5 separate regions of the Homo sapiens genome follow, and regions 2, 3, 4 and 5 are each linked to region 1. A link is a loop called in an ENCODE intact Hi-C map of the cell type or tissue named here. Cell type or tissue: Calu3. All regions are shown on one strand.

Evidence for each region. Hi-C counts contacts between places; a loop is a spot of excess contacts. Peaks named below come from ENCODE experiments on the same cell type or tissue, not always from the same donor. Only the 100,000 strongest peaks of a DNase experiment are listed, where the experiment ranks them.
Region 2: it touches region 1 in a loop (11-fold over the local background); 102 of 110 quality-filtered maps call a loop at or near these places.
Region 3: it touches region 1 in a loop (6-fold over the local background); 93 of 110 quality-filtered maps call a loop at or near these places.
Region 4: a loop joins it to region 1, with 5 times the contacts of the local background. A loop is called at or near these places in 7 of 110 quality-filtered maps.
Region 5: it touches region 1 in a loop (11-fold over the local background); 4 of 110 quality-filtered maps call a loop at or near these places.

Annotation. Positions count from the first base shown.
Region 1 is chrX:110,844,946-110,849,945 of GRCh38, reverse strand. No RefSeq gene overlaps it. Among named protein-coding and RNA genes, the nearest start is that of CHRDL1, 52 kb to the right of the region's middle. In Calu3, no CTCF peak of the experiment used is centred here; a DNase peak (open chromatin) is centred at 2,445.
Region 2 is chrX:110,448,264-110,453,263 of GRCh38, reverse strand. RTL9 (retrotransposon Gag like 9) reads right to left here. Exons shown (of 4, transcript NM_001385449.1): 3 at 1-2,697. The coding sequence starts at 2,646. Among named protein-coding and RNA genes, the nearest start is that of CRIPTO3, 70 kb to the left of the region's middle. In Calu3, a CTCF peak has its summit at 2,983 (motif pointing left); a DNase peak (open chromatin) is centred at 2,993.
Region 3 is chrX:110,461,212-110,466,211 of GRCh38, reverse strand. No RefSeq gene overlaps it. Among named protein-coding and RNA genes, the nearest start is that of CRIPTO3, 57 kb to the left of the region's middle. In Calu3, no CTCF peak of the experiment used is centred here; no DNase peak of the experiment used is centred here.
Region 4 is chrX:110,662,996-110,667,995 of GRCh38, reverse strand. No RefSeq gene overlaps it. Among named protein-coding and RNA genes, the nearest start is that of CHRDL1, 130 kb to the left of the region's middle. In Calu3, a CTCF peak has its summit at 2,124 (motif pointing right); a DNase peak (open chromatin) is centred at 2,115.
Region 5 is chrX:110,586,354-110,591,353 of GRCh38, reverse strand. No RefSeq gene overlaps it. Among named protein-coding and RNA genes, the nearest start is that of CRIPTO3, 68 kb to the right of the region's middle. In Calu3, no CTCF peak of the experiment used is centred here; no DNase peak of the experiment used is centred here.

The DNA of each region.
Region 1 (5,000 bases):
GGAGGAGAAGCAGTAGATACAAAAGAAATTTCAGAGGAAACATCGGCAGGATTGTGAGACATGAGGAAGACAAGGTCAACAATCATCTCTAAGCTTCTGGCTTGGATGGCTGAACAGGTAGATGGTGATGCCACTCACTGAGGTGTGGGCATGGAAGGCAGAGGAGTTTGGTGGGGAAGGTAGTAATGATAACAGCTAGCCTACATTGCACATATACTATGTGTCCAGCACTTTACATATGGTCTCGTGTGTAATTCTCACAATCACCATTTGAGGGAGGAAACAAGCACTATCAGTATTTTCAATTTACAGACGAGAACAATGTGAGGCTCTGAGGTTTGCAGTGACTTCCCCAAGATCACACAGTAAGTAGCAGAGCTGAGATTTGAGCCCAGGTCTGTGTGACTCTACATCTGCACTTTTAACCAGCTGAATGGAAGACATTCAGGCTGTATTCAGACCCCATTTCTTTGCTCCGTTAGTTCAATCCTGGTTGGGGGTCTGTCTTCATGGTTCCAAAGTTTCTGCCTTTCCAGGGCCTTCATTTTACCTTGGGTCCTGACGCTGGCTGCCTACTCGTCAATGACTCCCAACATTTCTTCAGTCTTCAGTACCTGAATACCATCCTTCCCACCAACTTCCCCACCCCAGCTCTCTCACCACCCCTTTCCTTGCATACCTCATCCAGACTGTAAACATAACTGAATCTACAGGTTTTAAGAACCTTCTCCATATCCCACCCACTGTCCAGTCTCCATCCTTGGGTTCTTCCAGGCTAGCCCTGGATGAATATCAAGGCCCTGACTCTATTTCCCCTTGAGAGTTTATGTCTGTACCTGTCTAATTCTATGGTTCTGTATGCATGTGAATATGTATAAGATAGAGACTGGTATACAAAGGAGGTGGGAAGCACTTAATGGAAAAGAGGATGCTAGACGTCCTCAATGTGCTAGACAGTTCCACACAGTGAAGAATGCCCCATATTCTGTCCAAATTTTGAATGCCACCTCCCACCCAGTTATTCATGTAGGTTAAAAAAATCTGTTAATAATTAGCTGTGCCTAGAACAGAACTCTGATTTATACATAAACACAAAGTATTTTTTGCACAGTTTTATTTCAGTATATGCTGAAATTTCCAGGAATACAGCTACCATGTAAATTGAGGGAAAACTGCTCTTTGTTGTGTTCAGAACTCTCCCAAGAGTTGTCTAACATTTTTGAAGATCATATTGCCAACAACAACGCTGATCATGGTAATTGAGTCACTAATGCAATGCCCCTGCATGCGCCTGCATTTGTAGTGTTTGAGTTCATGCTGTTTCTGTACGTAGGTGCAAGCTTCTACCTGTTCCCCTACATCTTATAGCATGGTGTGGCCTCAATCTTTGCAGATGGAAATTCATTATTTATTACCAATAATTTCCTTTTATTTCTCCTTCACACTAGTTGGACCTCTCTCTCTCTTATATATATACACACACACACACACAAATATATAAAATTATGTGTGTGGTAGGTACATTGCTCTATGAGTTTCTCTGTCTCATTTTAGGACAGTAAAGGGGCTGTAGCAAAGTATTTGTCAAAAATTACAAGCACTTACTAAATTGCCTACACTGCTTTCAGTGCTTTACATACCAGTCTCAGTCAATCCTCACAGAACTTCACAGAACCTGAATGAGATGAGTATTATTTGCACTCTTATCTTGCAGATGAAGAGGTGCATAGAGGTTAAGTAATTTGCCCAAGGCCACGCACTTAGTAAGTGATAGACAAGTAATCTGAACTCCAACCTGTTTGACTCCAAATGCAGTACACATTCAGCTGCTTGCAGTGTGGTAGATTACATCTACTGTTTCTTATTCGTGTTAGAACAGGCTCAGGATGATTCCAAGGGCAGTGTATTCCAAAACTATTTGAGGATTCCTACAAAAAGTATAGACACCCCCACCACCTGAATGACTGAAAACACTCATGCATACATTTGGATATGTTTAACACACACACAGCCAATCAATGACCTGAGTCAAATTTAATGGTGTCTTATTCCTTAATTGCTTCTTGTGTCCAATTAGATTGTATAATGCCTGAAAGCAGATCTGTGCCAGCCATATTTTCCTTTTGAAAAAAATAAGGTACATAATCTGATGCTGAATGTTACAATGGGAACAAATAGGTTCCATCTGGACTGTCCTGTGCAATTCCCACCCCATCAGCAACTAGCCACATTAATAGGACTTGGTGGCTAACAAATGATATATTTAGACCTTTATTTCCCTCAATTAACACGATCTATCGAGTGAAATGTACATCGCATAACTACATGTCTTATTCAGAGAAACTAGCCATTCCTCTTTCTCTGTGTAAACGAAAGCTCAGTGGTTTTCTCCAGGCTTCCATGAAGAACTACAGATCTCATTCTCAAGCATATCTAAATTCCATCACTAGATGGCAGTGTTGCCCAAACTTTTAATAGAGTAGTAGGTCAGCTTTGTTTAATGCCATTTTCTTCATGAGTCCTAGATCGAATTAACCATCTTTCCTGCCACCAGAAAAATGTCCAGAAGTTTTCCATGCTGAGATTTCAGGAAAGATAACTTGTCTGTGGCAACTTGTTGACATTTAAAAAATAAGCTTAAACCTGTTCCAGTACAGCTGGGTCGCCTCAGTTTAGTTCAAATACCCCTTGAGTCTATATTGTGTTGAAAACACTGAGCTAGGTGCTGGGGATACACAGATGAAGTTGAAAGGGCCTGACTCTCTTAAGAAAGGCGCAATCTAGTTGGAGAGACTGGCGCACAAACAAAAAGCTCTATAACAATATCATAACACTGTGATAGGGTAAGCATAGGATGGGGCACCCATCTCAGTTTGGGGATTCAGGGATCTACAGCTGGTGACACTAAAAGCTGAATCTTTTCAAAAATTTATTTGTATTTGTATAAATTTAAGGGACACAAGGGCAGTTTTGTTACATCGATATATTAAATAGTGGTGAGGTCTGGGCTTTAATATGTCCATCTAAATGGATCTACCATAAAGATAATAATGATAATAATGTATGTTTTACTCATTATTTTCTCATACCCCACCACCTCCCACCATCCCACCTTTCTTGAGTCTCAAATATCTATCATTCCACACTCCATGTTCATGTGTACCCATTATTTGGCTCCCACTTAGAACTGAGAACATGTGATATTTGACTTTCTATTTCTGAGTTGTTTTACTTAAGATAATGGCCACCAGTTCCATCCATATTGTGGGAAAAGACATGATTTCATTATTTTTTATAGATGAACACTATTCCATTGTGTATATATACCACATTTTCTTTATCCAATCATCCATTTATGGACATTTAGGTTGATTCCAAAGCTTGGTGAATACTTCTGCAATAAGCATAGGAGTGCAGATATCTCTGCTATATACTGATTTCAATTCCTTTGGATATACATTCACTAGTGGGATTGCTGGGTCATATGGTAGTTCTATTTTTAGTTTTTTGAGAAATATCCATACTGTTTTCCACAGAGGGTGAACTAATTTACATTCCCACCAACAGTGTGTAAGCATTCCCTTTTATCCACATCCTTGCCAACATCTTTTTTTTTTTTTGACCTTTTATAATAGCCATTCTGACTGGTGTAAAATGATATCTCATTGTGGTTTTGATTTGCATTTCTCTGATGACTAGTGATGATGACCATTTTTTCATATGCTTTTTGGCCACATGTATGTCTTCTTTTGAGAAGTGTCTGCTCATATCCTTTCCCATTTTTAATGGAGTCATTTGGTTTTCTGTTGTTTTTGTTGAGTTGTATGAGCTCCTTGTAAATTCTAGACATTAGTCTCCTGTCGGTTGCATGGTTTGCAAATATTTTCTCCCATTCGGCAGGTTGTCTGTTCACTCTGTTGATTATTTCCTTTGCTGTGCACAGTTTAAAGTCTTATTTGCTTATTTTTTATTTTTGTTGCTTGTGGTTTTGAGGTCTTAGTCATGAATTCCTCGCCCATACCAATGTACAGAAGACTTTTTTTCCTAGGTTTTCTTCTAGGATTTTTATAGTTTCAGGTCTTACATTCAAGTCTTTAATCCATCTTGAGCTGGTTTTTGTGTATGGTGAGAGACAGAGGTTCAGTTTCATTCTTCTGCATATGGCAATGCAAGTTTCCCAGCACCATTTATTGAAAAGGATGTCCATTGCATTAGCCGACTTCAAATTGTACTGCAAGGCTATAGTAACCCAAATCGCATGGTGCTGGTATAAAAATAGACACACAGATCAAAGGAATAGTATAGAGAACCCGGGAATAAGGCCATATATCTACATATCTTTGACAAAGTAGATAAAAACATACACTGGGGCAAAAGAATCTTTAAGAGTGGACAGGCATTAGCCAGGGAATAAAGTACGAAAGCATATTTCAGGAATGAAACAGACTAAGCAGAAAGGCTTGCAACAGTGTGGTGTGTGCTGGAAAACTAGGTAGAAGATGTGGGGCGTAATGAGAAAACACACTATGAAGTGTGGAGGTAGATAGAAATCAGGTCAAGGGATGCGATAATAATGATACAATCAGGAATCAATATATAAAACCATCTGCTTCTCCCAACTATTTGCTGAGATAAGAGCATCATCACCTTACCTTGAGAAAAAATGATGCCGTTATTTCTCACAACCACATGGTGTAGTTCAAAATAACATTTACCTTTATTACTAAGTACTGGGAACCATGATAAGAGCTTCTTCATGCGTTGCCTTTTTAAATATCAGCAATTACTCTGAGATGAGTATTATTATACTATTATCATCTTTATTTTACAGATAAGGAAACCTAGTTTCAGAGAGGCTAAATAACTTGCTCACAATCACACAGCTAACAAGTGACAGAGCCAGGAATTGAATAGAAGCATGTATGAGATACAAAGTACAGGAGAGAGAGGGAATCACTAATAATACTAGTGGGCATGGGGTTGAGAATGACAAAGTAGAC
Region 2 (5,000 bases), 400 kb after region 1:
TCCAGAAGCTGTGGGCATCATTTGTGATGTGGATGTCACTCTAGAGTCTGGGGCTCTCATCAGTGGCATGGACATCCCTCCAGAGGCTGTGGATCTTGTTAGTGGCATGGACATTGCTCCAGAGATGGGAGCCTTCACTTGTGGCATGGATGACATCATTCCAGAGGCTGTGGCTGTCATTTGTGGAGCAGACATGGCTCCATAAGCTGGGGATCTCAGAGGCGTGGCTATCTCTCCAGAAGCTGGAGCTCTCATTAGTGGTAGGGACATCTCTCCAGAGGATGAAGCTCTTGTGAGCAGTGAGGGCCTCTCTCCAGGGTCTGAGGTTCTCATTAGTGGTGTGGACATTGTTTCAGAGGTCCAGGCTCTCACTGTTGGTGTGGACATCACATCAGAGGTTGGGGAATTCATCTGCATCCCTCCAGCGGTCATGGACTTCATGGGCGACATGGACATCCCTCCAGGATCTTGGGTGCTCATTGGCTGACTGAGCATCTTTCCAGACACTTTGGCTCTCATTAGTGAGGCAGGCATTACTCCTGGGTCTTGAGCTCTCATTAGTGGCATGGACATCCCTCCAGAGACTGTGGCTGTCATTTGTGATGTGGACATTGCTCCAGAAGCTGTGTCTCTCATTAGCGATGCAGACAACCCTCCAGAGGCTGTGTCTGTCATTTGCGGCATGGACAGAGCTCCAGAAACTGTGTCTCTCATTAGCAGTGTGGGCATTGCTTCAGAAGCTGTGGTTGTCATTTTCTCCGTGAACATCGTTCCTGAGGCTTTGGGTGTCATTAGTGGCTTGGACAATGCTCCAGAGGCCAGAGATCTCATTTGTGGACAGGACATCACTCCTGAGGCTGTGTCTCTCATTAACAGCGTGGATGTTGATCCAGAGGTTTGGGCTGTCATTAGTGGGGTGGACATTGCTCCAGAAGTCATGGCTTTCATCTGTGCTGCAGATGTCAATCCTGAGGCCATGGTTCTCATTTGTGGCATGGACATTGCTTCAGAGACAGGGGCTCTCATTTGCAGCATGGACATTGATCCAGAGGCTGGGACTGTCAATTGTGGCATGGACATTGTTTCAGAGGCTGTTGCCGTAACTGGTTGGGTGGACATTGCTCCAGAAGTTGGAGCTCTCCTCAGTGGCGTGGACATCTTTCCAGAGGCTGTGGCTCTCTTGTATTGTTTTGCCACGGCTTTCATAGAGCCTGTGGGCATTGCTCCAGAAGTTTTGGCCATTGTTAACTGTGCGGACATTACTCTAGAGGCTGTGGCTGACATTTGCTCTGTGGACATCACTCCAGAGCTTGGGACTGTCATCAGTGAGGTGGTCATGGCTCCAGAGGCTGGAACTGTCTTTTGCAATGTAGACATATTTCCAGAGGCTGGGGCTCCCATTAGCGGTGTGGACATTGCTCCAGAATCTAAAGCTCTTACTGGTGGTGCAGACATCACCCCAGAGGCTGTTGCTCTCACTGGCGGATTAGACATCATTTCAGAGTCTACATTTTGTGTTGACCATGGGGACATCGCCCCAGAGCCTGGGGCTGGCATCGTTTGGGTGGGCATCACTCCAGAGGGTAGGGCCGTCATTAGTGCTGGGGACATTGCTTCAGCATCTGGAGCTGGCTTTGGTAATGTGGACATTTCTCCAGCATCTGGGACTGACAGTAGCGGTGTGGACATTACTTCAGAGCCTGGAGATGACATTAAAAGCGATGACATTATTCCAGAGTCTAGATCTGACATGAGCGGGGTAGGTATTCCCCCAGAGTTTTGGGTGCTTGTTGGCTGGGGTGATGTACCTCCAGAAGCTACAGCTGACATTATCAGTGAGGATATTGCTTCAGAGTCCGTGCCTGACATTAGCAGCGAAGATATCTCTCCAGAGGCTAGAGCAGTCATTAGCACTTTGGACATTGCTTCGGTGTCTTCATCTGTAATTTGCAATGGGGACATTGCCTCAGAGCTGGGAGCTGGCACTGGCTGTGTAGACATCACTCCAGGATTCATATCTTGCATTAGAATTGGGGATAACTCTCCAGAATCTGGGGCTAGCATTAATGGTGTGGACATTGCCTCAGAGGATGAAGTGCTCATTATAGGTGTACACACCACTCCAGAGGATGGAGCTGGCATTGCCAATGGTGATATCTCTGCAGAATCTGGTGCTACCATTAGCGTTGCGGACATCGTTCCAAAATCAGGAATTGTCATCATCCCTGGGGACATTACCCCATACTCTGAAGTGGACAGCAATGGGGACAATGTTCCAGAATCTAAGGCTGGCATTAGCAATGGGGACAGTGCCCCAGAGTCTGAGGCTGGCATTAGCAATGGGGAAAGTGCCCCAGAGTCTGAGGCTGGCATTAGGGGTGGGGACAATGCTCCAGAGTTTGGTACTCCCATTAGAGGTGCAGACATGGTGTCAAAGACTGGAGATGTCATCAACTGTGTGGATGTCCCTCCAGGGTCTGAGGCTGAAGTTGAGACTATAGGCAACTGTACATGAGAATGCAGAATCTGTACGTCTGCTCTGGTCTCTGTCATTGGTCTACAGAAGGCCATCTGCTTGTTTTGGGGCTCAACATTTTCCTCCCTCATTGTATTGTTGAATCGCAGTGAATGTAAGGGTATTGACATATCTGCCACAGCCACAGGATAGTGTGGAGGGAGCCCAGGAGGCAAGAAAATCTGTAAACAAGAAACAAGTTTAGAGGTCAAAAGCCAGTATCAAGAAGATTTGGAAACAGACAAATTGTTCATGGTGGAGACCTGTTTTTATGCGTTGTCAGGTATATGGCATTGAAGGTGAGGCTATCAGATTAAAGAAGCTGTGAAGCAATGAACAACTTTGGAGCTGGAGCAAATGTCCCTTCTGCCTCTATCCTTTTCAAACCAACCCAGCCTCTCAGTTTGTAAATGCTATAAACGCCAGCAGCCTCCGCAGCCAGGAGCCTGGGCAGTCCTGACTCAAATAAAGCAGCAGCACCACCTTCTGGCCAAATGTGAGAAATGCGGATTCCTGGCCTGTATTCTATCCCACGGCAGTACTCACAAGCCAGCCAAGGTACTGGCAAGCCTGAATGGGAAAGTCCTTTGCCCCAGGATAATTATTAGTTCCTGGGGCTCATTGAATTCTGCCAGTGGTTTAATCCTCATTTTACTACTCTGATGGCCCTGAATGTTCTCAGGAAAAGGGAGACATTTATCTAATCAATGACTGAGAGCAACATTCCATGAACTGAAAATTCTGCTTATTATTTTCATTATTCTTATTAATAACAGCAACCACCACCCCATTACTACTATTTATTTATTGCTTCACGTAGTATGTGCCAGGCACTGTACTTTAGACAACTGTCACAACTTCCTATAACGTGAGGGCCTTTGTAAGCATTATCCCATTTGGGTCTTACAATCTCCTGGGCAATAGATATTATTATCCCCATTTTACAAGCTTTCTCAGATTAGCCAGGGTCAAGGCTAAAATAGGGTCACTGCAACAGTAACAAACTGTATAGCATTGACTCTGACCCCCTCCTGGGGGTTGCCTAGTGTTTGGCATCCCTGAGCTTGCATTCAATTATTTCTCTGACATCCCAGATCATGGGTCACTTAAAGCCCAGTGTCTGGCATGTCCAAGTTTCAAGTTTCTCTGATGCCATGGGGGTGGGCAATCCAGAGCCTCACCCCTCCAGCCTGCTCCAATAAGCAGCCCAGAAGGGGCTTTTGGACACACGGCTTGGAAGCCAATGCAAATATTACACAATGTTGACATGTCCCCACAGCCTGCCCATGCCAAAAGCAGAAAACTTGCTACTTTGGGACAATGTCACAAAAGTCATCAACCTCATGGAATTGTGATTCCATAATAATGAGAAAACCTGCAACAGAAACGCTAACAGTGAACATTTCTTTAGCATGCACTGACTGGCAAACACTCTGCTAGGCACTTTACATGTATCATCTCATGTGGTTCCCATAGCAACACTAAGAGATTTCGGTTGTACTCTTCCTTTATCTTACAAATGAGAAAATTCAGACCCAGAGAAGCTTAATAGTTTGCCTGCAGTCACATAGATTCCTGGGTCCATCCAGTTCCAGAGCCCCCTACTCTTCACCAAGGTGCTATAAAGATCCACCTCTCCCCCTTACTCAGTCACACTACCGAGACCCCTGCCTCTGTCTCCAGCCTGGACAACCCCAAGATGGGTTGTCATAAAAGAAATGCTGGCCTCCTGCTGACACCCTGGTTATTGTAATAATTGTAATAATTGGTGCAATGGGAAAGATGAGTCAAAAAAGCAGCCATAGACCTCCACCTCCCATCTTCAGAAAAATATCTGAACATGCCACAGTTTCCCACCAGGCAAAACCCAGAAAGATCTTACCTTGCCAGTGACGGAGAAGAGGGAGAGAGTATCCTTTGCGCCCCTAGCTCTTTCACTCTGGCCAATTAACTTATACCTCGTGCCCAGCCAGTTCATTAAAGTAAGACCCAGTACCAACAGCTGTTCTCTGCAATCTCCCTTTGCTATCCCCTGCCACGCCCCCCTGCCCGCCAGCCAGCCTGCCCGCCCACCCGCCCCACTGCTCCTGACTTGCTACTGCTTGCTCTGTCTCTCTGGTCCCAGATTCCTGCCTCTATATAGGCTCTGACATTTGCCTCTGGCCGCCTTTCACTTGACAGTCCTCCAGAAGCTCCGCCTTAGCACTTGGCCTATGCAACTCCACCCCTCTTCCCTGTCGCCCCCAACAGTCCCACCAGCCTATGCCCCACCCCACTCTGCCCAAAGAAAAGAGGAGATTGACACAATTAAAAAGATGAGATGAAAAGGGTCCTGGCTCAGGAAACAAGATACGTGCCCTCTGCAGTTGAACAGACACAGGAGTCCTGGGACCCAGGCACTGCAACTGATATGACATGGAAGCACAGGCAGAGGGCTCGAGGGAAAGAAACTGAGGCTGGAGATTGAGTGGAGCAGCATCAGAAA
Region 3 (5,000 bases), 380 kb after region 1:
CCTTCACATGCAAATGAGCAAGGAGCCTGGTACATCAGATGAGCCAATAGTAGCGATTATCCACTTAGTCTACCAATGAATGCCACTGTAATAAAAAATTCTGGAACCTCTCTTGGGGAGAGAATAAAACCAGCACCATTGCTTTACATTCATACCTCTTGTTTTTAACCACACTTAGTATTACTCAGCTTGAGCATACATCATTCACTAGACTTGATTCTTAAAGATTTCTGAACACTTCCAAAATCAAATCTACCTTCAAAGCAAGAAGATCTGCTGAGGGTATTGGATGAATGTGTCTCGGCAACAAAGACGGTTCTAAAGGAGGCATTGCACAGCTGTTTTTTGCATTTTAATCCAATCTGTAAAATAGTACTTTTCATGTTACATCCTTTTCATGTAAAGGATTCTCACAATAGTTTTTCCATAGGTATCACCAATGACCCTGGTAAGTAGGGTTCATACTGTTCTCAATTTAGAGATGTGCACACTGAGTACCAGAAAAACTACATGACTTAGCTCTGGTCATATGCATTATGAGTGGCAGAACCTGGACATAATTCAAACTCTTTTGCTTGCAAATGGGTATATGCCTTCCCAAATGCCTATCTTGAAGGAAGAAACAGTCATTTGGTTGTCATATGCTTATTTTAATGTCACTTGCCAGTGATTGCAAATGACTGAGATGACAGTGACTGAACTAACAGAGTAGTGGATACATTAAGGACAGAGAAAAGTGGGTGGAGGTAAAATCAATGGAACTTGCTTTATCATTGGCTGAGGGAGCTTGATGGTTTTACAAAAGGCATTTAGAATGATTCTGAATTAGAGGATACGTCTTGCTTTATCCACCCAGCAGCCTCCTCTATTCTTCTGGGAATTGTCTCTCTGCCCACTCCAATTTTCTGTCCCAGCAGGAGCTGCGATGTTTCCACATGACCCTCTCCCTTGGGCCATAAAGAAATGCTCTAGGGGGTGAACATTTGGCTCAACTTCACCAATAAGGCCCCTTTTGCTCACTTTTTGTGCTGTGGTCCCAGAGAACTCAATCACTCCCCAAGTAGCTATAAGTTGTAACATTGTAGAGCTACGCTGTCCAATAGAAACATAATGTGAGCCAAGTATGTAATTTTAAATTTTCTAATTGCCACATTCAAAAAGAAACATGTGAAGTTAATTTTAATAATGTATTTTACTTAGCACAATACATCCAATATGTTATCACCTTAACATGCAATCAATGTTTTCTTAATTAATGAGATGTTTTTGCATTCTTTTTTTTTCCTACCTTCAAAATCCAGCAAATGCTTTCCACTTACAGTCAGTGTATCTCAATTTGAACTAGTCACATTTCAAGTGCTCAATATACACATGTGACTGGTGGCTGCCATATTGGTGTAGGACTAGGGGCCTAGATTGTCCACCACGTGGAGAAAGTCAGCCTGCAGAATGAAAAGATGTCGATGTTCAGAGAGATGCAGAGATGCGAAGCAGGAAGAAAAAACAAGAATACTGGTGGCATTCAAGTGCCTGATTCTAGGAGTTCTTGAGGATCAGCTGTACATTCCGCACCCCCAGGACCAGCCATTGCCTGGATAGTCTATGAGGCATCCCAGGTTTTCAAAAATAATATCCTATGTTGCTATTTTCAATATATATTATTTATTATTATCATTATTAATAATAAATTAAAACTACTTGCATGACTTTACCTTAAGGATGGCAATTTTTTAAATTTATACACCCACACCCTTGTTCTTAGCAGACATTAGTAATTAATTGCTTGCTTGCACTTTCTTATGGATAGTAAATGTGACCTGAGGATCCTTCTGAAAAATGCTCTACCACTACCAAATAATTGGAATACATGTGTAAGTGAAAATATATCTGCCCCCCTGCTTATAGTTGCAATGTGTATATTTTCTTCTTTCCCTTGATGAATGGTGATAGACCTGTCTTTCGGAGCACATCACATGTGAGGCAACCCCTACCTCTCCTAGAAATAGTATGTGTGCATACTGAGGTTGAGGGAAGAGCATGACTTCAGAGGGTGACTGAAGAATCTGCAATGCCAAAGGAGACAGAGCTAGAAATACATGGTTTGAACAGTTATTGTGGCCATACACAGTATATTGTTTTCCCCAGGTTTGAGTGGCTTGGGATGCCACCTTGACATAAAGAAACTTACGGACTGTAAAATGTGGCAAGTAATCAAAAGATTTAATTGGGAACTTCCAAATTTTTTTTTTTTTTTTTTTTGAGACAGAGTCTCGCTCTGTCGTCCAGGCTGGAGTGCAGTGGTGTGATCTCAGCTCACTGCAACCTCAGCCTCCCAGGTTCAAGCCATTCTCCTGCCTCAGTCTCCCAAGTAGCTGGAATTACAAGCATGCGCTGCCACACCCATCTAATTTTTGTATGTTTCGTACAGACAGGGTTTCACCATATTGGCCAGACTGGTCTCGAAATCCTGACCTCAAGTGGTCAACCCGCCTCGGCCTCCCAAAATTCTAGAATTACAGGCGTGAGCCACCACACCTGGCCTGGATAATTATTTATAACAAATCAATTTCCTAAGTATTCCATTATTGAATTGTAATAAATATAAACCAAAGAAGGAAGAGTCTGAAAATAATAAATGCCCTGATAAGAAATTTTGTCACTGAACCTGTGAAGCAAACCTCTGGAAGAGATTTCCAGTGAACCTAAGCATTTCTCTGGTGATGCTAGTGGAAATTTCCAAGAGGAAAATATATTTGTGCAATTGTATCCAAAGGAGACCAAAATCAAATAGGTTTGATTAGAAATAAAAGTATAAAATCTTCATTTTTCTGCCTTAAATTTGTTAACGGAAAATGAAATTTGCAGGGGGCTAGAAGCACTCTTCTTCTGGTTTCTCTACAATTTTTCAGAAATTACCTGCCCTTTGTAAGAAAGCCACTTATGGAAGAGGAAGAAATTATATTTTTAAATTAAAGAATTCTGAGCCAGTCACACCCCAGACAGCATTATTAGAATAATTACTGAAACAATGCTGCCCTCTAGCAATGGCTCAGAGTGGGCTTCCCCCAGCAATCCTCTCCCCAGGCCACTTAGACACCTTCCTACCTACACCTGGTGCATGTCCAAAGGTGAAGGGAATTATCACCTGGTCTGGCTCCCAAATGAGAGTCAAACAATGGTAAAGATGAGATAACTGAGGCCCAGAATGGTCAAGTAACTTCCCCCCAAAGTCACACAGGTTGTCACTGGCACAGTTGGAATTTGGAACCCAGATTTTTAAGTCATTTTATTCTTCTCCCGACTCCCCACTTTCCCTCTCTTCCCTCTTCCTCTTCCTCCCTTCCCTCTCAGAGTGGAAGTGGTTAACTTTGGGGGATTGAATTATGGAGAAACTCTGAGTGGTGTCAGAATAAAAAAGGGTCCTATTCCAATGAATGACCACAGTAATGAATTCTGCGTTTAGGTTATTTTAGGTTTTGGTGGAAGGAGGAAGAATCCGCAAGACAGAGGCCACATTTCCCTGGGAATTCTCTTTTCAGTTCAAGTTCCTGGGCCTCCAGCAAACCTTAAAATATTAATATAAGCCCACACTCACCTTTGCTCTTAGGTAATCTCTGTTGCACAAGGCAGCAGCTGAAAGTTGTTATGGGTCTAAGCAGGGCCAGGAGTATCTGCCTCTCTAAACTCACCAATATCCTAAAGTGGTTTGAGGCAATAGCACATTTAGGGGTGGGCTAGAGAGCAAAGAGTACCACGGCTTCTCCCAGCATATTCTCCAGAGCGGAGCCTCCCAACAATATTCATGTCAATATGTTGCAGGATGGTTATCTTTGTAATAAAAACATATCAGAGGGAAGCTCAACATCATTATCCATCACAGAAATGCAATTGTATGGGATTGCTTTTTGGGGTGATGAAAATGTTCTGAAATTAGATTATGTTGATGGTCTGCAACTATGTGCATACACTAAAAAACACTGAACTATACACTTTACTTTTTATTTATTTATTTTCTTAGAGACAGGGTCTCACTCTGTTACCCAGGCTGGAGTACAGTGGTGCAATGATAGCTCACTGCAGCCTCAAACTCCTGGGCTCAAGCAATCCTCCTGCCTCAGCCTCCAAAGTAGCTAGGACTACAGGCATGTGCCACCACACTTGGCTAATTTAAATTTTGTTTTCTAGAGACAGGATCTCACTATGTTGCCCAGGCTCGTCTCAAACTTCTCACCTCAAGTGATCCTCCCTACTAGGCCTCCCAAAGTGCTGAGATTACAGGTGTGAACAACTCCACCCAGCCAGAACTACACATTTCAAATGGGTGACATATATGGAATGTGAATTATGTCTTAATAAAGCTGTTACCAAAATATAATAAATTTTTAAAAAGCTATTAGAGGAAATTGTGGGAAAGCAAGGGTCACTCTGTTTAATATCCACTTACACATCAGTGCTTAAACCAGTGAAATTTTCAGCAAAGTTTGTCAAAGGGCAGGGGCTTCTTTTTTAAAAATTTTGTCTGTTGTCCCAGGCCCAGCCTAGTTCAAAGTACAGCACGTTTTTTAAGAATGGTGAATTGTCTCAGTTTTGTCAGAAAATGTTGTTGTTTCATTCGTATTCTTGCATGATAGTTGAGCAGAGCAGAGTATATGGAATATAGAGGTCCAGAGTTTGGCTCCTCTAACACTGTATGTAGTTAGCCTAGATCTCTTCTCACTCCACTACACAAGCCTTAGAGAGCTCAACAACTTATTGGTCTGCTGTTAAGATACCTCTTTGTTTTTTGTCCCTGGGGATGTTCCTTCTTTATGTCAGGCTCAGTTGTGAGTTTTTTCTCACACTTTACCCAACATTTCTCTGAGTCTCCAATGGGAAAAACCACTTTAGGTTATCTACCAAGTTGCTAAAACCAGAAGTGTCTGGTGCCTTTTTAGTGTGTGTATTCCCCCTCGACGTTAAAACTAGGTTAACCATCCGTGGGAGAGGGGTGCTGTTGGAAG
Region 4 (5,000 bases), 180 kb after region 1:
GCATGGCAGCCAGAGGCCCTGGTGAGGAGGAAGGGGCTGATGGTCTACACGTGTTCCTGAAAACTGTCTGTGCCATTGTCCTCTGGCATTCACGTGGGCGTTGCCATAGGAGGGAGCAGCTCAGAGAGGAATTCTGAAGCTCTGGAATGCATCCGCATAGGGAGCCCTCTTCCTCAAGAGGTAAGTGGGGGAGGGGAAGGAAACGCTGCAGAAGGGCATTGGCCCTTTTCAGTCCTTCAATAAACCTGTTTACCTCTGTTCAACTTATCACCAAAATTAATAACAAAATAACTTTGGGGTCAAAACTATTGAGAGGTTCACTCCAATCAGGGAATCAGGAGAAGACAGAGTTAATACACGCAAACAATTCGTATTTCTTGTTTCCTACATCTCTTAATCTTCGTTCCCTCATCTGTAAAATAAGGATAAGAATAATCTCTATCCCATAGGTTTCTTGTCAGGCTTAAATGAGTTAATAAAGTGTTCATGAGAGTGACTGATGTATAAATGCACAGTAAATGCCTTTTAAAAAAATTAGACCAGGTGTGATAGCTTATGCTTGTAATCCCAGCAATTTGGGAGGCCAAGGCAGGAAAATCACTTAGAGACCAGCCTGGGCAACATAGCAAAACCCCATCTCTAAAAAAGTTAAAAATAAATTAGCTGTGTATGGTGGCACATGTCTGTAGTCCCAGCTACTTGGAGGCTGAGGCAGGAGGATCACTTGAGCCCAGAAGTTCAAGGCTGCAGTGATCATGCCCACTGCACTCCAGCCTGAAGGACGGAACAAGACGCTGTCTCTAAAAAAATAATAATAAATAAAAATAAATTTAAAAAACTAGGTGAACACTTTGTTCATGATCTCTAGTAGTTAAAAGAAAAAGGAAAGCAGTCTCAGGCTGGGTTAACTTCAATCAGACAGTGGAACTTAAGCACGTCTTTGAAGGAAGTGCCAACCTGAGATGGCCAACTAGGAGAAGCCTTTTGGGGGGTCCTGGTATAAAACAGAAGAGGAGACTGTCCCTGCAGAGCTTCAGCCAAAACTTAGTAAGAAGAAGAACCTGACTTTAGTGCCAAAGAGAGGAGGAAAAATCTACACACTAGAAATTGGGAGTTGTGGCTGTTGCATTTAGTTTTACTCACATGACTACAAGGTGGGAAAACTGGTTAACCACACTTTTTTTCCAAAAAAAAAAAATGATCTTGGGGTTGTTTTTGACCATAATTTCAATAAAAACCCACAATATAACACGTGACATGGTTATTTCCAATGTTCATTTACTCATAGGCTATAATAACAGAAGGGCTTTCATTCATTCATCAGCTATTTACGGACCACATACAGTGGGCCAAGCACAACACTTGCTTCTGGGGTTCCAATGGTGAACAAGATAGATGCAGTATCTGCCCACATGGAGGTTACAGTCTACTAAGGAATACAGACACTAGACAAGTTATAACACGTGTGATGGGTAGTATGAAAGGGCGAGTCCAAGGTGCTGTGACTAAGTCATGGGGACTTGTCCTCATCATGGAGAGACAAGGAAGACCTTCCAGAGGAAATGACACTGAAGGTGAGACTTAAAGAAGAGTTAGGAGATGGGGTTCCATACCATATTTTGTTTGAAAACAGTGTTTCACTGCCTTAAAAGAGTTAGAACACCATTGGACTAAAGCGTTGATTCTTCAGGTAACTTCTGTTATAACATAGGTGCCCCTGGTAGAGACAGCTGGTAACCCCTATAAATATTTCCCTATAAATAAATTCCACCAAGGAAAATAAAAAGCACAGCCTTAGGGGGTTAGAGCACAAGACAGGAACATTTTGATAGAGGGAAGGGATATAAATCTGAAGTATTACCTGAAAAGTCAGGCTTAAATATGGCTCTCCAAGGGGAGATGAGGGAATCACTTAGGTGCTGGGGTGGGGGCAGTGGTATACCAAAGTGAGAAGTATTTTATCAATGACTGTTTAGAATTGCCAGCATGTGGTTATAATAAAAGTCTGACCAACTTTAGTCAGTTTTAATATTGTTTTTAAATTATTCATAAACAATGCACCTGCTTATTGACTGAACCCTGTTGGAGCACTCTCCACCACCCCCCACCACCACCCTGCATGCCACTAGATGGCAGTCACACAGAAGTTGGAGAAAGGCAAACACTAGTAGTATTCAGCCCAGTTTTCCGGAGCCCTTTGCTCTGCAATTCTAAGAAAATCAGCTCTCTGGAGTACCTCTTGGGATATGGCCTCTTCTCAAACAGCTGAAGTCATTATTGTACACTTGCCGTGTTTGTGCAGGGGAAAGTAGCCACTTATGGCCCTGAACTCATGTCAGGCAGAGGGGAGAATTTAGGCAACTATCTGGTTGTCAGGCAACCAAAAACCCCTTCTGCAAGGACTAACTGATTGTTTTCTCAAATGTCCCTTTTGCTTTGGTTAGTGGAGACCTAGTCTGAGTATGATTACTCTCCTGGATCTGAAACAAAGGCATAATCACATGGGGTAGGATTGGAAAGGACCAGATATTAACCCCAAGCCACAGACAAGGGGATGTCTGGAGCAAGACAACAGGCTTGAGAATGCTCTGATGCAATGCAGTGGGTAAGGAGGAGGGTGTTTGGGTGAAAGGAAAAGGTCAGTTTGCATTTGAAGTCAAAACTGTGGCCTATGGGATGCCCTGAAGTTTCGGAAACTGAGGACAAGCTCCAAGAATATTGAGACATTCTGGCAAGTTTGGAGAGGGAACCCCTCCAGAAAAACACAGACAATTCGAGCTGATTGAATGGCTTTGGATACAAAATGGGACTCTGTGTTGGATGAGAGGGGAAAGTTTGTCAGCAAGTATAGGCGAAGGAGGTTCTGGGACAGAGCAAAAGGAAGGGAGGACCTCAAAAGTAAAGGAATTCTAAACGTCTTTTCAAGATTGTAGTCTGCTAAAGTTTTGGGGTAGATATGACTATCTCCTTGTCCTCCCAACAAACTAAGAAGTAGACAAATTTGGTCTTGGCCACATATTTTGCTGTCCCCTCCTACCTTTTAGCTCCCATCTCTGGTGCTCAGCGCCCTCTTTTTTCCCTTGGAGTGTTTTCCAACATTGGTAGAAGTTGGAGAACATTTGGGGTTTGGCTCTTTGGAGTGGTACTAACCAAGCAATAATTCATCTATCAAAGTTTGACTACTATTATAAGTATAAAAACTGTCGAATTCCTGAAGCACACATGGCACCCAAAAGACTAATTCTAACCCACTAGACCTGCTTGGAGCCATTGCTGATCCCCACTCTGCTTTTAGGATGAAAGTGTTCAATGCCCTACCCTGAAGCAAGCTGATTAATTCAGGCTAATGTGTTAATGACTGCTAATACGTTGATGCCCTACTAAATGAAACATTTGTACCCTATGAAGAAAGGTCTTTGTTTAATTTAGTGGTTCCTAAACATTTTGGGTCCATATAACTTATTTTATCAATCAAAACTATCTGATTATCCCATGACAGTAGTTGCACTCCTAGTGTCTGCTGATTGAGAAAATATATAATGAAAAAGGTTACTATATAATAAAAAAGTTACATATGCAGAAGATTTTTTTCCTTTATTAATCACAACAGTACCCATGTATGATTGAGAAATAGTAGCAAACGTGTGTAAGATATATTTAATCAAAATAAAAGCCTCGTTCACAAGCTGATTTGCAGGTTTCTCACATAACTCCTTGGCTCCCCAGAGTGTTGTGGCCCCAGATTAAGAACCACTGTCTGAACGAGAACAAAAATGATTGAAGCAGAAACTTTAAATCTCTTTTAAAGCTTCATACTGAAGATACTTTAATGTCAGGAGGGTAGGATAGAGCCTCTCCCCAGTACCTCACAGATGTATTTTCTGTAGGAGGTCTGGGCAGGGCTAGTTAATAGCTAACAAAATAAAAATAAAGTAATGTTCCTGTTTCAGGGAGCCACCCTAAGTGCTCATGTGAATAACTTCCACAGAGACCAATGAAGCTGGTGGAACATTCAGGGTTTAACTTTTGGAAGTAGAGATTGCCAAACAATAGGCCATTCATTAAAGTTTGGCTACCATCACAAATACAAAAGAATCAATTTCCCCAAACAGGGCTAATGGAGAAAACCCACACAACTCTGTGAATATACAAAAACCCGCTTAATTGAACACTTTGAAGGGGTAAATTGTATGACATATGAATTATGCTCAATAAAAGTGTTATTTTAAAAACAAAATGAGTATCATCAGGAGCACTTAGTTCAACACACTTGCCAATATTAAGTTCCCCATATCTGAGCACCTTGTACCTCCAATATCCAGGGCCTGTGAATTTAGGCTATCCTCAGCTCCGCAGAAGGTTGACTCTTACTGATATTGTCTATCTGCCTTTGTATATTCTGAGAGGAGATGATGATGATGAAAAACATCAGATAGTAAAGGAGAGTGGAGGGGTTAAAACACCAACACTGAAATCAGTCAGCCTGGTTCCCTGTCCTTGCTGTGTGACTTTGGGTATGTCAATGCATCTCTGTGAGCTTCATATTTTAAATCAATGTGTTTTATCACATTGCTTGCTCCTGCCTCCTGACATTGCTTTATATAGAAGTGTTTTCTTTCATCTCTGAATATTTGAATATTTTCTAGATATCTTTGTTATTGAATTTTAATTTATTCTATGAATATCATTGAATGATTTCTATTCCTTTAAATGTCTTCTTTTTTGCTACTTTATCTATATCTATATAGTTTTCATTTTAGATTCAGGGGTACATATGCAGGTCCCACAATATGCCCTCTCTTGGGTATATGTGTTCCATATACACTTGGAAAGAATGCATATTCTCCTGTTGTTGGGTGAAGTTTTTTACAAATGAAAGTTAGGTCAAGTGGTTGATAGTGCTGTTTTGGTTTTCTGTATTTTTTTTTATTTTTATATTTTATTTATTTATTTATTTTATTATACTTTAAGTCCTAGGGTACATGTGCACAACATGCAGG
Region 5 (5,000 bases), 260 kb after region 1:
TCCAGGATCCAAACCAACCACTCAATCGATTAGTGAGAGTTTGGGATCTGACAGGTTGGTTATCGGGGTTTTCATATCAGTCATAAATCGTGTTTTGTTCTTCAATTCATCTGGAATATAAACACAACATTCAGTTTTTATGATGGTGCAGGGGCCCCCGGTGCTGCCGTGAGTATATCTAAAGTCATATGGTTATATATAAATATAATATATATAATATATATATTATATATATATATATTCCTTTCCTTTTCCTTCTTTCATCCACCTATTTTTTTTTATCTTCGTGGGACATGACTTCCTAGGAATGAGCCTTCCTAGCAACGTGGGATGCTATTGCCTAGCAATGACCCTTCCTAGCAATGTGGGACCTGAACTTCTAGAAATAAGCCATCCTAGCAATGAGAAACCAGCTCAAAATAAGGAGGAAAAAGCAACCTGAGGCCAGAAACCCGTATTCCTTCTAAAATGCTTTCTCCAAAAAGATTTTAAAGAAAAAGGGAGGGGGGAATGAGAAAGAAAATTAAATCTTGGGACCCCAAACTCATTACGTCAAAGGGAAAAGTTAAGCTGGGAACTGGGTCATGCAAACCTGCCTGCCTTTTGGTTCCTATATTAGATGACTACAAAATGAAAAGCTCCACATCTCCCCCATATTTTGCCCACAAGGAAATTCCTAGTGATCTGCAAGATCTTTACCCTAAGGTGTTTCTGTTAAAATTTCACCATGGCAATGTAAATTGATAGCTTATCTTTACAGGTGCAGTCACCCCCTGCCTACCAGACACAAATGCATATCTGATTGTTCCCCTGCCTCATTTTGTCTATGTCATCTTATGTAAAAATGCAGATTCCCTGAGCCAGACAAAGGCATGAATAACTATTTTTCCCTACCCCCCCCCCCTTACCTAACAATTGTGTGCTTCTCAATATCCCGCCCTTTCCCCTTTAAATTTGGAGCCCTGAAAATCATCTCTGGAGAAAGGCATAGACCTGTCTCCTGGGCGTGTGTCCTTAACTTTGGCAAATAAACCTATTAAAGTGATTGAGACTTGTTTCATCATTTTTCTCAACTGACATATATAATGACATGTGTCCACAACTATAGTATTATACAGAATAGTTCCACTGCCCTAAAAATCCCATGTACCACTTATTCATCCCTCCCTTCCGCAAACCTCTGGCAACCACTGATCTTTTCACTGTCTCCAGAGTTTTGCCTTTTCCATAATGTCATATAGTTGGAATTATACAGTATATGTCCTTATCAGATTGGTCAGTGTTTTTATGTATCTATTTATTAGCTAAATTTTATTGTTTTATCCATCTTATATATCCCTAGTAACTTTTGTCTACTTTATGTACTAGTTTCTGAAAGAGGTGTGTTAAAATCGCTCACCATAATTATAGATTTGGTTATTCTCATATAAATTTTGTTAACTTTCATTTTATAGATTTTGGAGCTATTACTTTCAGATGCATACAAATCAACTTTTTCCTAGTGGGTGGCTATTTTTTAATCATTAAGTGATGTGTTTCTTCGTCTTAATGCTTTTCACCTTAAATTCTATTTCGCCTGTTATATCTTTTGCTCTCCCCCTTTTTCTTTTAACTGTTCTTTGTCATCATGTTTTAGGTACTTTTCTTGTAGATCACATATAGTGGAAATTTTCACACCTAATCTCAATGTCTCTTTCTTCAAAAAAGTTGTTTTTAATTCATTTACATATATTGCAACATATGTTATTCTGTATTTTCTGGTTGCCATGTTTTTTCTGTGATTATTTTCTTCTCACTTCATGTCATATCATCTGGAAGCATTGCTTTTTTAGATTGACTTTGTTTCCACCTGTGACTTGGAGCAAGGACCACATAATTGCTGTCGTTAGGCCAGTGATTTGATTTTTTTTTTCAATAGACACACCCTTTCCATTTTCCTCAATCCTTCCACAGGTATACCTGTTCTAACTGTGCCATATACAGATCTTGGGACTCTGATTCCCATCCTCTTTTAAGCATTAAAATTACAGACCCTAAGAACTATATCTGGTCCACTTATCTCTTTGAGTCATGAATCATAAAAAATAAATACCATTTGGGGTATTTTCTTTATTTCTGGCACTTGGAGATTTCTTTTCTTACTTTCAAGTGTGACTCTATACTTATACTTTAAATATTAGGCATTTCTATGTATCTGGAATGTGTGAGTTTGTGGTGTGTGTGTGTGTGTGTGTGTGTGTGCGCGTGTATGTCAATGGGATGTTTGATTATTTCCTACATCAACCTGGACTTTGATCTTGACTGAATAACAAGCCTTTGCTCCTAACCACTAGGCTCTACTGCCTCCCAGTGTTGTTTTTCCTCTTAGGTTTCCAATATCATCCTTGATGCTTCTGTGCATTTTATAAATAAAGAGACAGACTCTGTGACATACACTTTATCCATACAATAAAAATAGACATATCTGTCACACTTGAAGTTAACTATGGAAAACAAGTTAGTAAATTAATTATTTTTTATTTACTTTCCAAATGAGCCAATTATTTCTTTCATTAGCTATCATTTTGATTCTCCATTTGGGACCTTAATAATAAAGATATTATTTATCTCTTTTAGTTGTATCCCACCTTTCACTGGACACCAGGGAACCAAATTTAGATAGTTTCTTCATATGAAAATGAGGTCCAAAATTGAATGATAAAACTAAAATTTGGTCCTTTTTCAAATTTAAAATTTAAAATTGAAGTGTAAGCAGGATCTTGTATAGATATGCTGTTTTTTTTCCCTGCTGCAGACATTCAGCTTTGACTAATATATTTAGAAGGTTGAAGATCAACACCTGTTCCTCTAGTGGTTCTCTCTTGTACAGTGACCTTTGCCTCACCCTGTATAAATACACACATGGTGATTAAGCTGTCAAATATCACAGGGGACTTTTTCAGGGGTGAGGACAATAAATCACTCCTGGAATTTCTCACTAATGGTCCCTCAGATGTCTGCCATTCACCTTGCCAGCTACTTCTTTGCCTACTCATTTTTATTAAGCCAGAGTCTCCAAATGGCCCACTAATGTTGTGGCATTTGAGAATTCTCTGTCAAGTATAGTGCTTGAACTAGATGATCTCTTACTAAGAGCCCTCGCAATTCTGGCATTTTATGGGCTCAAATTTCACTGCCAGCTTCCACGATTGAGGACAGATATCACATGACATTAAGTTTGTGCTTAGGAAAGTGTCAATGCTCATGTTTACTGCCACCTCAGGACTTAACATAAAGCTATTTATCAGTAGTTAATGCTGCAGTGCCTCAGGGCTTCTTTAATTGGTGGAAGAAAAGGGAAGGAAACTAACATTTATTGAGTTATCACATAGCATGTATTACCTCAGTTAAAACTTACTGCTTATGAAGGAGGTATTATTTTCCCTATTTTACAAGAAATTGGGTTTGAGAGAATTTAAGTGATTTGCTGGATGTTGCATATCTAGTAAGTAGTGGACATGAGATTCAAATTTTCAAGTCTTTCTAGTTACAAAGTCTTGCCACAACTCATTCTGCTGTCTATTTATCCATCAATTTATTCATTCATCATATATTTATTGAGCACCTAATATGTGCCATACAGCCACTGTGGATACAATGGAAAATAGAATAGACAGGGTTTTTGCTCTCCAACATGGTTCATTTGCAGCATGAAATTATCCTGAATGTGGCAGACCACAGGACAATGAGCATTCCCACGACTGTAGTAAGACTCAAAACAGACAACTTGATTACAAAGGTCCTAGAGGGCCATGGTGCAATCTGGTTAATACGACTCAGGAGAGGGACTGATCTTTGATCTGATTGTCATCTACTTAAGACCACAAAAAGACTAAACTGCTGGCAAAGTGGTGTGAGGGGAACTTAACCCCTTTTATGTATATAAGCTTTTACAAAAACAACATTACTGAGCTATAAGATATATGCCATAAAATTAACCCATTCTAATTATATAATCCAATAGGGTTTTTAAAACATATTCACCAAGTTATGCAACCATCACCACAGTTTAATTTTAGAACACTTTCATCATCTCCAAAAAGAAACTGCATAAGCATTAGTAGTCATCCCATTCTTGTTCTTCCTCTCTCCCTGCTCCAGACCCAGGAAAACACTAATCTACTTTCTGTTTCTATGGATATATCTATTCTGGACATTTCACATAAATGGAATCATGCAATATATCATCTTTTGTGACTGGCTTCTTTTACTTAGCATAATGTTTTCAAGGTTTGTCTATGTTGTATTATAATATGTTTCAGTACTTCGTTCCTTTTTATGGCCAACTAAAATTTCATTGTATGGATATGCCACATTTTATTTATGCATTCTTCAGTTGGTAGATATTTGGGTTGTTTCTACTTTTGTGAATAATGCTACTGTGAACATTTGTGTACAAGCCTTTGAACATCTGTTTATAATTCTTTTGAGTATATACCTAGGAGTGGTATTGCTGGGTCCTATGGTAATTCTATGCTCAACTTACTGAAATACCAACAAATGGTTTTCCCACAGTGGCTGTGCCATTTTACATTTCCATCAGCAATGTATGAAGGTTCCACTTTCTCCACATCCTCACCAACATTTTATAAGTCTCTTTAAAGTAGGCCTTGCAGTGCTTTAATAATAATAATGGTAACAACAATATTAACAGCCAATACTTACTATGTGTCAGGCATTCTCCTAAGCACTTTACATAAACTCGTTCAATCTTCATAGAAACCCATTTTACAAAATACCAGTGAATTGGGTGTGATTTTATCACCCCCATCTTATAAATGAACTGGATAAGCCATACAGCTGTTAAGTAACTTACTCGAGGTCACATGGTTTGTATTTGTGAAACCAAGATGCAAACCCAGGTCAAGCATGCTTAGTTTCTCTACTCTTTTGAAAAGAGCTGAAGCTCAAGCTGCTTCAGAGGTAAAAGTGGAAGGAAAGATAGTACCCATAAGGAATCA